2 separate regions of the Homo sapiens genome follow, and region 2 is linked to region 1. A link is an interaction called in ENCODE POLR2A ChIA-PET data of the cell type or tissue named here. Cell type or tissue: HepG2. All regions are shown on one strand. Each heading gives the region's core, and the rest is flanking DNA. Links, peaks and the distances in the headings are about the cores only. Region 1 has its middle 13 kb from the start of ITCH. Region 2 overlaps ITCH (itchy E3 ubiquitin protein ligase).

Region 1 (5,381 bases), core at 72-5,071:
CAGGAGGATCGCTTGAATCCAGGAGGCAGAGATTGCAGTGAGCCGATATGGCGCCACTGCACTCCAGCCTGGCCAAAAGTGTGACTTTGTCTCAAAAAAAAAAAAAAAGTGGCCGAGCGCAGTGGCTCACGCCTGTAATCCCAGCACTTGGGAGGCCGAGGTGGGCAGATCATGAGGTCAGGAGTTCGAGACCAGCCTGGCCAACACAGTGAAACCCCATCTCTACTAAAAATACAAAAATTAGCTGGGCATGGTGGCAGGCACCTGTAATCTCAGCTACTAGGGAGGCTGAGGCAGGAGAATCGCTTGAACCCAGGAGGCGGAGGTTGCAGTAGCTGAGATCGCATCACTGCATTCCAGCCTGGGTGACAGAGCTGGACTGTCTCCAAAAAAAAAGTGCTGTTCCATTTGGAAGTCAAGGCTGATGCCACCTAAGTGGGTTCCTGCTATCCTGCTACAAGGAACTTGAAGACATCCTCTTTCTTCATTGGCAGGACATCAAGGGCTCTGGACATTGTGAAAGTTTCCCTTGAAGTTACAATGGGAATCCAGAACAACGTCACATGGACCCCTCCATGGGTAACACAGAAAGCAAATGGTGTCTTTTAAGATACAGAAAAATTTGAATTTTGATGGTTTCATTGACCAATTTTTCCTTTTATAGATTAAGCTTTTGTTGTCATATCTAAGAAATCTTTGCCTAACCCAAGGTCTTGAAGATTTTCTCCTATGTCTTTTTTTTTTTTTTAAGACAAGGTCTCATTCTATTGCCCAGACTGGAGTACAGTGGCAGGATCACAGCTCATTGCAGCCTCAACCTCCTGGTCTCATGCAATCCTCCTGCCTCAGCCTCCTGAGTACCTGGGACTACACACCTGCACCACTATGCACAAATAATTTTTTATTTTTTGTAGAGATGGGGTCTTGCTATGTTGCCTATGGTTGTCCACAACTCCTGGATACAAGCAATCCTTCCACTTCGGCCTCCCAAAGTGCTGGGATTACAGGCATACGCCACTGTGCCCAGTCCTGACATATATTTTTAAAATTTTCATAGATACAGCCAAATTGTCCTTCCACCACACAATTGGCATCACGTCAATTTATACTCCAATCAGGAGTATGGCTGTTTCTCACTTGCTTGGTAACACTGTTGAGATAGCAATTTTTTTGTTCCTGACCAATCTGATAGTGAAAACATGGCATCTCATAGTTTTAATAGCTAAAATCCTACTTTAGCCACATCCTAAGCAATATGTGTGAAATGACCAGCTCGATGCATTAGCCACCCACTGCTTCAGTATATACATTACTAAGGAATGCAACTGCTAAGATAAAAAGCTACCACACAATCTATTGAAATACTGACAGAAGAAATTATATGATGTCTGGGATTTGCTTTGAAATAAGCCATCAATGGAGGTAGTAGATGAAACTATTTTTCTTTCTTTTTGAGACCAAGTCTTGCTCTGTCACCAGGCTGGAGTGCAGTGCATGATCTCAGCTCACTGCAACCTACGCCTCTCAGGTTCAAGCCATTCTCCTGCCTCAGCCTCCCTAGTAGCTGGGACTACAGGCATGCGCCACCACGCCTGGCTAATTTTGTATTTTCAGTAGAGACAGGGTTTTACTATATTGGCCAGGCTGGTCTTGAACTCCTGACCTCAAGTGATCCGCCTGCCTCAGCCTCCCCAAGTTTGGGATTACAGGCATGAGCCATCGCATCCAGCCTTTTCTTAGAGATGAGGGTCTCTTTATGTTGCCCAGGCTGATCTCCAACTCCTGACTTCAAGTGATCTTCTCACCTCAGACTCTTAAAGTGCTTGGATTACAGGTGTGAACAAACATGCCCAGTCTGAAAACTATTGTTACTGGTATTTGAAGCTTATGACACTAGAAATTCATTATACTGTTTTCTCTTTTCTTATCTATCTCTGATATTTTTCACAATAAAAACATATTTTTAGGCTGGGCACGGTGGCTCATGCCTATAATCTTAGCACTTTCGGAGGCTGAAGCTGGCAGATCACTTGAGCCCAGGAGTTTGAGACCAGCCTGGGCAACATGGCAAAACCAGTCTCTATTTAAAAAAAAAAAAAAAAAGTTATTTATTTATTTTTTGAGATGGAGTTTCACTCTTGTTGCCCAGGCTGGAGTGCAATGGCGCAATCTTGGCTCACTGAGACTTCCGCCTCCTGGGTTCAAGCGATTCTCCTGCCTTAGCCTCCCGAGTAGCCAGGATTACAGGCGCCTGCCACCACACCTGGCTAATTTTTGTTATTTTTAGTAGAGACAGGGTTTTGCCATGTTGGCCAGGCTGCTCTTGAACTCCTGACCTCAGGTGACTCACCCGCCTCAGCCTCCCAAAGTGCTGGGATTACAGATGTGAATCACTGTGCCCAGCAAAAGTTGTTTTAAATGACCATTTATGGCACCACCTAAAATCATCTTGTGTACATCTGTCACTGCCCAACCCCTTGAAAGATGTTGGTTTAAAGGTTCAGAGTGAGGGCTCTAGGTCGGGCCGATCAAATGTGAATCCTGATTCCATCAATTACTAGCTGATCTCAGGGAAGTCGCCTAACCACTCTGGGATAGTTGCCTCAGCTGAAAAATCAACATTACCGAACCAGGTTCGTTCTGCCTGTTGCACAGTAAGCCAATCACTGAGATGATAAGTTTTGCAGCCAATAAAGAGATTATTCACAAGGCAGCCCAGTGAAGAGATAGGAGAACATGTCTGAAATCTGCATCTCTGAAAACAGGGTTTAGGGATGTTTATGGGATAAAGAAGCAAGGTGGTCCAAGGTGTAGGGAAAGGTGATTGGAGGTAAAGAAAAGTGGGGCCATTGGTGATCTGTGCAAGCCAGTTAAGCTTTATGGTTCATAGGATGCATGTTCAGAAAATGACATCATTAGTACGATCTAAGGATGGACTTTAGGGCTTTTTGGCACTCTAACATTGAAAGGTCACCCATCAGATACTCAAGCAGGCCGAGGTGAAGGGTCGGTGGGCTCAGCCATCTTGAACTGGATAAGAACTGACTGTGAGTTCCTGAAAAACAACTTAAGCAACCACTGTCACAGTGACCTATACATCAGAGATGTTATCTATAAGGAAGTTGTGGAAGTCTAGTTATATACTGCTTAGCTATGTGACTTTTAGCTATATAGGTTTTAAAATCAACTAGAAGCAAGTGACTAAAAGGAAACAAATCAAAGCATGATATAAGCTGATTCTTTTTTTTTTTTTTTTTTTTTTTTTTTGAGACAGAGTGTTGCTCTGTCGCCCAGACTGGAGTGCAGTGGCGCGATCTCTGCTAACCACAAGCTCCACCTCCCGGGTTCACACCATTCTCCTGCCTCAGCCTCCCAAGTAGCTGGGACTACAGGCGCCCGCCACCACGCCCGGCTAATTTTTTGTATTTTTAGTAGAGATGGGGTTTCATTGTGTTAGCCAGGATGGTCTCGATCTCCTGACTTCGTGATCTGCCCGCCTCGGCCTCCCAAAGTGCTGGGATTACAGGCGTGAGCCACAGCGCCCGGCCTGATAAAAATTTTTAAAAGGAAAGAAAAGAAAAGCAAGTAAGGCAGGTTAAGTTTGTTTGTTTGTTTTTGAGACTGAAATCTCCAGTGAGAACTTTAGGCAAGAAATTATTCAGGTCTGTAATTTGTAGAGATAGGCCAGTGGGGCTTTCCTGGAAGAAGGATAACTTTAGGTTTGAGAACAAGAAAAGAAGGAACTGAGGATAATGAGCAGGACTAGAAGAAGCTCTGACATGCTGATTATTATCTAAGGCTGTTCTTTAGTCTTGCAGTTGCCCCTCTGAAGCTCAAATCTCCCCAAAATTGCAGGGGGATGTGCTGAGAGCTCCTTATGGTGATCTATTTTTATAACTTTTTTTTTTTTTGAGATGGAGTCTTGCTCTATTGCCCAGGCTGGAGTACAGTGGCGTGATCTTGGCTCACTGCAACCTCTGCCTCCTGGATTCAAGCGATTCTTCTGCCTCAGCCTCCTGAGCAGCTGGGATTACAAGTGCGCGCCACCATGCCCAGCTAATTTTTGTATTTTTAGTAGAGACAGCGTTTCACCATGTTGGTCAGGCTGGTCTTAAACTCCTAACCTCGTGATCCGCCCACCTCACCTCTCAGATTGCTGGGATTATAGGCGTGAGCCACTATGCCCAGACTTTTTCTTTCTTTCTTTCTTTTTTTTTTTTTTTGAGATGAAGTCTTGCTCTGTCACCCAGGCTGGAGTGCAATGGCGCGATCTCGGCTCACTGCAACCTCCGCCTCCCAGGTTCAAATGATTCTCCTGTCTCAGCCTCCCGAGTAGCTGGGATTACAGGCATGGTATGCCAGGGTAATTTCTGTATTATTAGTAGAGATGGAGTTTTACCATGTTGGCCAGGCTGGTCTTGAACTCCTGACCTCAGGCGATCCATCCACCTCAGGCTCCCAAAGTGTTGGGATTACAGGCATGAGCCACTGTGCCCGGCCTATAACTTTTTTTTTCCTACTTCTAATTCAGTATAGAAAATTTGAAGGATACAGAAAAAGAGACTCTTCCTATCATTGATTCAGGAAGAGGCAGTTGTGATGAAGTTGAAAGAGACAATCCTGAGTTCCAATCTCAGATCTGTTTCTTGCATTCACTGTGAATTTTGGCCAGTCACTTTAGCCTTCTGAACCTGTTTCTTCCTCTATGAAAGTGGGAATCACAGTGACTCCTACCTCACTGGGTAGCTGTGGGATGAATAAAGGCACATCTAGTTCATAAACACACGGTGGGCACTCAATATATGTCCTTGTCTCCTCCTTTCTGTTTACAGAGAGGTTTCATTCAAGCATTTCCTGAGCACCCTTAAGGTGTCACTACGTGCCAGAAGACACATGAGTATGGACAAGACTGGCTCTTTCTCCTTGAAAGGCTTATGGATAGTCCAGGCTCAGCGACTCACGCCTGTAATCCCAGCACCTTGGGAGGCTGAGGTGGGCAGATCCCCTGAGGTCAGGAGTTCCAGACCAGCCTGACCAATATGGAGAAACCCCTTCTCTACTAAAAATATAAAATTAGCTGGGCGTGGTGGTGCATGCCTGTAATCCCAGCTACTCAGGAGGCGGAGGCAGGAGGATCGCTTGAACCCGGGAGGCGGAGGTTGCAGTGAGCCAAGATCGCGCCATTGCACTCCAGCCTGGGCAACAAGAGCAAAACTCCGTCTCAGAAAAAAAAAAAAGGCTTATGGTTTGGGGAGGGAGGAAGGAGGAAATCTTCCCAGATTAAATGGTCCAAACTCCTGCCTCAAGATAAATTAAAAAAAAAATACATTTGACCTCAATTTCCAGATGTCAGCAGAGGCCCAGAGAGGCAAGGTCACATG
Region 2 (5,381 bases), core at 326-5,325, 120 kb after region 1:
TAAATTACCGATAATATTATTCTATCATTCATTTTAGTTACAATAAGTTTGGGTGCATATAATAGAAAACACTAAAATAATAGTGGTTTATGTAAGATAGAAGTGTATTTGTCCCCATTATTTAAAAATAGTCCAGCAGGACTTACACCACATCATTACCATTGCTCAAAAAAGAAGTTACAAGAAAAATCAGGAAATATTTTATTTTGAATAATAATTAAAACACCACATATCACAATTTGTGGGATTTAACTAAAGTAGTCTTCAGCGGGAAACTTTTGTTTTAAAGAAGTAGATGAGAATATAGGAAAGATAAAATCAGTGATCTCTGCTTTTACATTCAGATGCTAGAAAAAGGCAAGTTATTAAACCTAAAGTAAGTACAAGAAAGGAAATAAATAAAAGCAGAACTCAGTGAAGTGGAAAAGAAACAATGGAGCGCCCAAAGCTAGAAGATAAATTTTTGGTAAACATTAATAATATTAACAACCCTTAGTAATTAAACCTATAGAGAAAAAAAGAGGGACATCACTGTATATTTTATAGACATTAAAAGGATAATAAAGGGTATATTTATGCCAATAACTTTAACATTTTAGATCAAATGGACAAATTCTTTGAAAGATATGTCACCAAAATGGACACAAGAACAGATAGTAAGTCTAAATATCCCTATAGCTGATAAATCAAATGCATAATTAAATAATTTTTAAGGGCAGGCCCAGTGGCTCATGCCAGTAATCTCAGCACTTTGGGAGGCCAAGGTGGGCAGATCACTTGAGCTCAAGAGTTCAAGACCAGCCTAGGCAACATGGTGAAACCCATGTCTACAAAAAATACAAAATATTAGCTGGGTGTGGTGGTGCATGCCTGTAGTCCCAGTTACTTAGGAGGGTGAGATGGGAAGATTGCTTGAGCCCAGGAAGCTGTGGTGAACCGAGATCGCGCCACTGTACTTGAGCCTGGGTGGCAGAGTGTGACCCTGTCTCAAAAAAAAAAAAAAAGAAAAAAAAGATTTCTCATGAAGAAAATTCTGGCCTAGATGGTGTCACTGGTAAGGTTCATCAAACTTATAAGTTATAAATTAATCAGTCCTATTCAAATTCATTCATAAAATACAAGTGATGGAAATGTTTTCTTTTTCATTTTTTTTTTTTTTTTTTTTTTTTGAGACGGAGTTTCACTCTTGTTGCCCAGGCTGGAGTGCAATAGCCCAATCTCGGCTCACCGCAACCTCGGCCTCCCTGGTTCAAGCAATTCTCCTGCCTCAGCCTCCTGATTAGCTGGGATTATAGGCATGCGCCACCATGCCTGGCTAATTTTGTATTTTTAGTAGAGATGAGGTTTCAGGCCACTGCATTCCACCCTGGGTGACAGAGTGACATTCCATGTCAAAACAAACAAAATTGGTTAAAGGAGAAAAATCATACGATAATTTCAGGAAAAGCTTGTGACATAATACAATGCAAATTTATGAGAAACTCTCAGCTACCTTGGAAACTTTTTTTTTTTTTTTTTTGAGACGGAGTCTCACTTTGTCGCCCAGGCTGGAGTGCAGTGGCACAATCTCAGCTCACTGCAAGCTCTGCCTCCCGGGTTCACGCCATTCTCTTGCCTTAGCCTCCTGAGTAGCTGGGACTACAGACGCCCGCCACCACACCTGGCTAATTTTTTGTATTTTTAGTAGAGACGGGGTTTCACTGTGTTAGCCAGGATGTTCTCAATCTCCTGACCTCATGATCCACCTGCCTTGGCCTCCCAAAGTGCTGGGATTACAGGCGTGAGCTGCTGCGCCCTGCCGGAAACATTTTTATTGGAAAAAAAAAATGTAACAAAAGCTTACAGCCAACATCACAATTAATGATGAAATACCGTAGAACATCAAGAGTAAGACAAGGATATCTACTGTCATTACTTCATTCAACATTGTGTCAGTATTCCTACCCAGTGCAGTGAGATGAGAAAAAGAAATACAGGCCGGGCATGGTGGCTCACGCCTGTAATCCCAGCACTTTGGGAGGCCCAGGCAGGCAGATCACTTGAGGCCAGGAGTTTGAGACCAGCCTGGCCAACATGGCTAAACCCCGTCTCTACTAAAAATACAAAAATTAGTCAGTCATGGTGGTGGGCACCTGTAATCCCAGCTACTCAGGAGGCGGAGGCAGGAGAATCGCTTGAACCTCTGGGTCAGAGGTTACAGTGAGCAGAGATTGCGCCACTGCACTCCAGCCTGGGAGACAGAGCAAGACTCCATCTCAAAAAAAAAAAGAAAGAAAAGAAAAGAAATATAAGATGTATAAATTGGAAAGGAAGAAGTAAAACTGTCTCTTTTCCCCTCACACAAATAACGTTTGTATACAGAAAATCATGAAGAATCTAGAAAAAATTACTAGAACTAGTAAGTGAATTTAACAGCGTAACAGAATATAAAGTCAATGTACAAAATCAGTTGTATTTCTACACTGATATACATTGAATTTTTAAGAGGGAGATAATGCAGTGGTATTAAGTCCAAGGCTAGCTGAGAAACCCCATGGTGTCATAGTGATCTAAAATTCTTCTGTCTTTTCTACCATCCTAGAGTATGGTCTCATTCTTCAAAGTGACCTCATGGTCTGTGACAGCTGCTGAAACTTAAGCTATCAGGGTCACACTCCAGGCTGGAATTTGGAGGAAGGGCAAATTATAAACACACACACACACACACACACACACACTCACACACTTTTTAGCTATTTTAGCTGTCTTTTAGAAAATCCTTCCTTTTTTTTTTTAGACGGAGTCTAGCTTTGTCACCCTTGCTGGAGTGCAGTGGTGCAATCTCAGCTCACTGCAGCCTTGACCTCTGAGGTTCAAGTGATTCTCCTGCCTCAGCCTCCCAAGTAGATGGGATTAGAGGCACCTGCCACCACACCCGGCTAATTTTTATAATTTTTAGTAGAGACAGAGTTTCAACATGTTGGTCAGGCTGGTCTCAAACTCCTGACCTCAGATGATCCACCCGCCTCAGCCTCCCAAAGTGCTGGGATTTATAGGTGTGAACCACTGCACCTGGCCAAAAAGATCCTTCTTGAACGTTTCATATGCCACTTTCACTTAGAGACTTAAGTCACATGGCCATATAGAGAAATGTAGTCTTTATTATATGTAGCATTCTACTTAGTTAAATAGCAAGGGTTTTACTTAAAGATAAAGGAGGGAATTGATGTTGGGATAGACAGCATTCTCAGATAGAAACCCCTTTACTTAGCCCTCTTAGATTTGGCAGCATAGAAAAGAAAATCCCACAACAGTAGTTTCAACAAAATCAAAGTTTTTTGTTTGTTTTTTCTGTTACTTAAAAGTATTCTTGGGGAAATATCTCTCAAAAAGCAAAGAATGGTTTTGTTAGGAATATGCTATATTTTTGAATTTGGTTAGTAAGTGCTGAGAGAGGGTGGGATATTTTGCTTTCCTTCAGCATTATCTTTTACAAGCAGCTATATATGTCCTGTTAACCCTTGTTCTTCCTCAGAGACAATGGACCTCAGATAGCCTATGTTCGGGACTTCAAAGCAAAGGTTCAGTATTTCCGGTTCTGGTGTCAGGTTAGTATTGGAACTGTATCTCTGTACTGCCTTAACTTTGTTGTGTTGCTTTATATTACACAGTGATTGTGAAAATACTTAACTCACAGAAAAACAGGTAAAATGGGAAGCATTAGAATCTCTTTCATCTATTTTTAGAGCAAATAAATAGATTTATCAATTAGATCATTTGTGACTTTGGTTATTCAGAAAATTAAACCTCATGTAATCCCAGCACTTGGGGAGGCCGAGGTGGGCAGATCACTTGAGCTCAGGAGTTCAGGACCAGTCTGGGCAACATATTGAGGCCTTACCTCTGTAAATATATATATATATATATTTCTTTTTTTTAAAGAAGAAAATTAAACTTGAAACCATCTGAATAAGCAAACATTGTCACTTTTTCCTCAGTAGCCATTACTTTCAGATTGCAGGAATCTTCAAATGTAAGTAAAAGCATTTTCTGATATAATTTTAACCAGCTACTTTATTTTTATGTGTTATTTTTTCTGAGACAGGATCTCACTCTGTCACCCAGGCTGGAGTGCAGTGGTGCCATCATGGCTTACTGCAGCCTTGACCTCCTGGGCTCAAGTGATCCTCTTGCCTCAGCCTTCTCGCTAGCTGACACTACAGATGCACTTCACCACACCTGGCTAATTTTTAGTAGAGACAGGGTCCCCTTATGTTGCCCAGGCTGGTTTTGAACTCCTGGATTCAAATGATCCTCCTGCCTCATCTTCCCCAAGTGCTGGGATTACAGGCATAAACCAGCATGCCCGGACACCAGCCATTTTTATATCTATCGTTTGATATAACTGACTTTGATAGATAAATACATGTTCATACATACATGAACATGTCCATACATAGATGTTATATTCAGTGTTTTTTTCAGATGTGATCAACTATTTCTTATGTATAGATATTTACTGGAATTAATGATTTTTTATGGGTTCTAAATCAAATGAATGCCCTAGTCAAAGTTACTGTGATGAATATTTTTACACTTGAAACTCTTGTAATTAACTGGACCCATGGAAGCAAGAAGAATCTGGATTAACTGTTGGAAAATAAGATTAAGTAAAGATTTATTTGACACATTATTAAGTAAGCAGTGTGCATATGAGATCAATCTTGTGGTTCTTCTGTTTGCATATATTAATCTGTAATTAGCATGAATACTCACAGATGCATTGGTAAACATTATTGAATATAAATTTATATTCATAGTCTACTTGTTTCTGTAAGGAAAGATAAAAGTAAATAAAACTTTCCCCTTTTGATTTTTTTGATAGGCTATTTTAATGATGAGAGTTGACTTAAGTCATTCTTCTATTTCAGCAACTGGCCATGCCACAGCACATAAAGATTACAGTGACAAGAAAAACATTGTTTGAGGATTCCTTTCAACAGGTACTGTTTCATTCTCTCAATAATTTCCCCCCTGGCTGCTAGCTTAGGACCCGCTTTTGGTGCTGTCAGTTTAATCTGAATGGTTTGGAACTTCTTGAGTTGAAGTCCTTGAATTTTTCAAGTGCGATCTCATTGCCAGCCACCTTAGGGCTTAAGGGGTGTGTGTGTGTGTGTGTGTGTGTGTGTGTGTGTGTGTGTGTTTCAGGTTTCCATTTCTAAACTGGTATGATTTGAAATAAATGCATAGGTAAGATAATAGGTTTGTGTGTGTGTGTGTGTGTTTCAGGTTTCCATTTCTAAACTGGTATGATTTGAAATAAATGCATAGGTAAGATAATAGGTTTTTGGTAGCCAAAGGTCTGGAAATACCCATATGAACATTATCAGATTGTAGAAAGG

The links. Peaks named below come from ENCODE experiments on the same cell type or tissue, not always from the same donor. Only the 100,000 strongest peaks of a DNase experiment are listed, where the experiment ranks them.
Region 2: POLR2A ChIA-PET joins it to region 1 with 5 read pairs; 9 of 35 experiments call an interaction of 5 or more read pairs at or near these places.

What each region holds. Positions count from the first base shown.
Region 1 is chr20:34,347,271-34,352,651 of GRCh38, forward strand. No RefSeq gene overlaps it. Among named protein-coding and RNA genes, the nearest start is that of ITCH, 13 kb to the right of the region's middle. In HepG2, for the core only: no CTCF peak of the experiment used is centred there; a DNase peak (open chromatin) is centred at 2,491.
Region 2 is chr20:34,466,534-34,471,914 of GRCh38, forward strand. It overlaps ITCH (itchy E3 ubiquitin protein ligase), which reads left to right. Exons shown (of 25, transcript NM_031483.7): 15 at 3,515-3,587; 16 at 4,911-4,982. Among named protein-coding and RNA genes, the nearest start is that of MIR644A, 2.9 kb to the left of the region's middle. In HepG2, for the core only: no CTCF peak of the experiment used is centred there; no DNase peak of the experiment used is centred there.